2 separate regions of the Mus musculus genome follow, and region 2 is linked to region 1. Evidence: chromatin loops called from intact Hi-C (ENCODE). Cell type or tissue: heart. All regions are shown on one strand.

Region 1 (2,500 bases):
GTGTGTGTGTGTGTGTGTGTGTGTGTGTATCTTGGAGAAATGCTAACCCAAGTGCTTTGATAGTTTAAAGGTTGTTTGTTTGCTTTTTCATTATTGAGAAATGAAGACTATTATTTTGGACGTTAGACCCTTCCTACAGATTGTGCAGCTATCTTCTCCAAACTGAAGCATTCTGTTCTGGGGAGAGGAAGGGGAAAACTCGAAGGCTTAGAAAGCTCAGGAACATTACAGGAAGCTCAGAAAGCTACTAGCCTCACACACAATCCCTCCCACAGCAATTGCCCTGGAGCGGAGCCTTTTTGGTGTTGCTGCCTACAAACTGGGCTACAGGCTCTTGGATGTGGCTTACATGCACTGCTAGCTGGGGTAGGAGACTTTGGGTGATGGAACTGGTCACCCATGCTTCTGCCAATAACCGTAATAAACTCATTTGTTCAGCAAGTAAGACTTTGGGGGAGTGGTTTCCTTACTTCTCCTTGGTGCCCCAACTGTAGTGAACAGACATTTGGTCACACCTCCTGAGGAATATTCACACAACATCCCGTGTGGAATTGGCAGAGTCTCCCATTCTATTGGGTTTTGGGAGGTAGGGGCAGAGGTTGTTTGTTTTTGAGACAGGGTTTCTCTGGGCAGCTCTGGCTGGCCTCGAACTCACTCTGTAGAGCAGGCTGGCCTCAAACTTGGAGATCCACCTGCCTCTGCCTCCCAAGTGCTGGGATTTGCTCAGACTGTTGTCTGAGTTGCCACCCTGCTCATTCCCTAGTGGTTATTTTCACTTTCTTGATAAAATCCTTCAATGTTACAGGTTCTTAGATTTGTTAGGGTCTAATTTACCCCAGCCCCTGTGTATTGCTTCTGCGTTTGATCCCAGACCCAAGACCCCATTTCATTAAGGTCATGATGCTTTCCTCCTGTGTTCTTCTAAAAGTTTTATTGGTTTAGCTCTTGACATAAGCTATTGATCTATTTTGAGTTTCCTCTTACATGTGGTGTAATAACTAAGCTTCATTCTTTGGCTTGGTCTATCTCGTCTGGACTGTTGAAAAGAGGAGAAATATTTTTTGAGGCAGTGGTATACTGTGGTCACCTAAATGATGCAGGGCCTGGGGAACCAGCGTGGTTTTCAGGGTCTCAGTGTGTAAGCTACTGGAGAGTGGAGCAGGGTGGACTGCTGTGGCCAGCTGAGGAGACAAATCACTCCCTCTCGGCTGGAGCAGCGTCAGCAGGCACCCGGACTCCCATGAGCGGCTGGAGTAGAGAGGAGAGATGGCTCTTGATAGCGCCAAGGTCAAACTTTGCTGAGGCAGCAGCAGTGGTGAGCCAAGGCCACCAGAGGGCACAGCAGAGGTGGTACCCAGTGGGAACACATGAAATGGCCTCTTGGGGTCACGTGGCAGCCAGAGAAGCTGCTCGGAGGCTAGGAGGGAAAGGGCATGGAGCCAGGTGGCGGTGGCGGTTCGGAGCCCCACGGAGGTAGATCATTACGGTGGCAGGTCGGAGCCCCACGAGCCGGGTCTTTACGGTGGCAGTGGCAGGTCGGAGCCCCAGACCATTGCCGAGAGTCATTGCTTGTCCTCTACCACAAGGAATGAGTTACAGTTCCCTTCCCTTTTCAAAATGCAGCTCAAAAGAGCGCGTTCTGTCTTCAGGGCCCCAGCTCTCTGTGAGAAACTCTGCACCAGACTTGAAAATTAAGCTGTGTTTGCCAAACATAGTTTTTGAATGACTGCTTTTTAAGGTCACTGATCATATATGCAGCAGAGAAAATATAGGAAGAAAGAGGGATCATTGACTTAAAACTTGTGGGGAAGGGAGTCCCGAAAAGCTAATAGGCTTCTGTAATAGTCACCTGTTTCAAAATTTTCAGATGTCAGGGCAACAGCTCATCCTTACTTTCACACAATTCCTGGGCATTTTTCATTATGCAGTAAGCGTAAGATTTGAAATTAAGTTTCCAGATGAAGGAAGAGATCCCCACCCTAAGGCCTTCCTGTCACATAACTAAGACAACTGAGGACAATAACCCCCCTGAAAGGGTTAATTCTGCAAAACAAAACAGCCCCCCCAAACCCCCAAAGAAAAAACAACAAAAAAAGAAAACAAAAACAAACAAACAAACAAAAATGAACCCCAGAGAAAACCACGAGGTGCTTTTTGGAACATTCCTGATAACGCACACATCTGTATTACACTCTCAACCCCATGGGCCTGGTGCCATCTCTGAATAGCAGAGAAACACTGAGCCAATGCCTGACAGGATCGTTCAGAGCCAGAACCCCAGGAAAGCCCCAATAATAACTAAAATCTACAAAAGGAAACAGCGGTAAGGCCCATTGCCCTTTTATTAAAGATGCTATTTCAAACCTGCCCCACTGCTGAAATCGGGGGGGGGGGGGGGGCGCTGATCTGGCAGCGGCAGCAACCACACGGTGGTATCAGGTGGTATCAGCCCGAGGGAGATACATTTATAGGCATCAACAACCTAAAAGAAGGATGCTCT
Region 2 (2,500 bases), 96 kb before region 1:
GAATTAAGTTAAAGGGGGTTGAAAATTTAACACTCCCCATGCCCTTAACCAGAAAATTAATCAAGACACCCTGTTTTAAACTGGCTAAAACTGCCTGCATCTTAGAGTTGAGTTAGGATTTCCAGTTTGCTTTATCCGACTTTCCACCCTTAAATAAAACCTAAACATTTGAGTTTACAGGTGGCTAAAGAATAAAAGTCACCAAAGGCAGGCTGCAGACTTCTGAGAAAATACTGATTTACCTATCCTATCAGCACTGGCGGCGGGTTGACGGTTAGCCTGAGAGAATACATATTCATTCATTCATATATATATATATATATATATATATATATATATATAATCAGACCAATCTGAGAGACCACAGACTCAAAACTGCAGACCTAAGCAGACCATTCTGAAGGCAGAGATGACCACCTACCCACCCATCCAACTGCCAACCCAGCCACCCTATCAGCAATTATTCACTGAGTACCCACACTCCACACCTCTGAATGTGGCTCCCCCTCAAAAACACCAGGGCAACAGTTAGACTTTTACTGCGATGGGTTCTTTTTTAAGGCACAGACATAAAGGCATTTGGGCTCTGAGCTGAGTGGGGGAAGAGCCCGTTCCACAAGGACAAAAACAGTGGGAGCTGGAAAGAATGAGCAAGCTTCGGCCCACTGAGCCTGCCCGGTCAGGGGTGCAGAACGAGGGCAAGGCTGAACAAGGAGCTCACTCAGCCAAATGCTCTCACTTGCTCGCCTGCCTGCTCGCTCGCCCAGCACCGCTGGGAATGTGCCTGCAGAGAGGCTGGGAAGGCAGCCAAAGGGCACACTCCTGCCAGGGAGGAGGCAGAGAGCCAGTGGAAGCAAGTTGCCACACAAAGACACCAGGGGAAAGGGGTGGAGGGCTCTTCCTAACCAATCCAGCACAGTTGCTAAGAGGATGTGAGGAAGGGAGGGTGGGTTATCTCTGCGCGGCTAAATGCCTGGCCCAAGTTAGAAACATGGGGAGGGTGGGACGCTCTGCTTGCCGCCCCATCTCCAGCCATTCCAGGTCTCTCTCTTCCTGCAACAGGATGTCGGAGCTGTCCAAATCAGAGCTCATGCTGCATGCCTGGCTGGAGGGGTGGCTCACCCTCCAGGTCTGAGTGGAACTATGCAGAACAAGAGGCTGACTTTAAAAATACAGCACAAGAAGGGCCAGTCTGGTGATGCCGGACCCTGCTTGCCAAGCTTTGCCTGTCATCCCGCCGCATTTAGTAGCTCTGTTTAGAAAAGGAGAAAGAAAGAAATCTGCCCTGTCCAAAAGTGGGAGAGCTGGAGAGGCGGAGGAGGATCCGTGGTGACGGGGCGGCTAATGTAGATAAGGATTGTTCTTTGTGAACTTCGTGTGACCTTTGTAAAAGGCTGCCCCTTACATAAGTCTTATTTCAGGCATTTTCTACCAGAGTTCTTGCCCAGTAGATATTTACAGAAGAGATGGGGAAAATCCCTTTATGTTCTTCCAAAATTCAAACCCACACATACTGTGATGGGCTTCTAAATGTAGTAGTGCTGACATCAGAGGCACCTCAGAAGCTAGCCCTGCCTCAGCACCACAGCTTGCTCCTTCTCCCTTATTAAGCCCATCTGTTTGCACATTTGGTTTGTACCAAATGCAATTTACACCATAAAGCAGACAATATGTGCCTAGTGCTTAAATGAGATCTACCATTTAATTGGATCTTGATAGGAATTCTTACCTAAACTGGAAAGTGTGGCTTTGAATGGAGTTGATGGCAACTGTTTTCTGTCTCAGTTTTGTGCCCATTGAGACCTGAGCTACAGATTGTCTTAGCACTTGTACATAAGTTGAGAACTCGCTTGTTGCCCCTGTGGAAGTCTATTCTGAAAACTTCTGTAGAGCCCCACCCCCACCCCTGCCCACACCCCCAGAGAAATACCACATACAAACTCAGCTCACTTCACCCAGGGCTGGGAGTAAGATTTGTTGTCAACAGAAATAACACACCACTCTCAAACATGTCTGCTGCAAACTTACGAAGTTCAGATGTGGCTAAACACACATTTACACACATCTGTGCTCTTTCAAAGGGAAAATCTACAGGAACATTGGACCGTTTTAATGACATTTAATGTGCTTGTCTCATGCAACAAATCAAGAGCTGGGGGCTTGGCTAGCTAACTGTGGTCCATGAGATTTCCCCCCGGGCAGGTCCTTCTGAAGGTCCCAAGGGCCCCACCTCATTCCTCCCTCATGGGCTACTCTGATTGGTGCTGCATGCCTGCCAAGGATGGCAGCTGGTCCCAGGACAACTTGTTTTGACAAAAGTCTGGCAGAGAACATTGGGAGAAGAGTCTAACACAACGTAACATAACATCTTGTTTTCCCTGAGAAATTGTCTCTGTAGCTAGGGAGAGCTCAGTGGGAGAGCACATGTTTAATGTGACACCAACCCCCCTTCCACCTCCACGGGCACACACTTACACACACACACACACACACACACAGA

Evidence for each region. A loop is a pair of places that touch in the nucleus more often than their neighbours do. Peaks named below come from ENCODE experiments on the same cell type or tissue, not always from the same donor. Only the 100,000 strongest peaks of a DNase experiment are listed, where the experiment ranks them.
Region 2: it touches region 1 in a loop (1.9-fold over the local background); 4 of 42 quality-filtered maps call a loop at or near these places.

What each region holds. Positions count from the first base shown.
Region 1 is chr10:42,029,884-42,032,383 of GRCm38, forward strand. No RefSeq gene overlaps it. Among named protein-coding and RNA genes, the nearest start is that of Gm51798, 12 kb to the right of the region's middle. In heart, a CTCF peak has its summit at 1,330 (motif pointing right); a DNase peak (open chromatin) is centred at 1,308; H3K4me3 peaks cover 647 bases; H3K27ac peaks cover 757 bases; H3K27me3 peaks cover 784 bases.
Region 2 is chr10:41,934,024-41,936,523 of GRCm38, forward strand. The region is part of intron 12 of Armc2 (armadillo repeat containing 2); the gene reads right to left. Among named protein-coding and RNA genes, the nearest start is that of Gm33058, 24 kb to the right of the region's middle. In heart, a CTCF peak has its summit at 1,110; DNase peaks (open chromatin) are centred at 938 and 2,248; H3K4me3 peaks cover 1,150 bases; H3K27ac peaks cover 2,062 bases.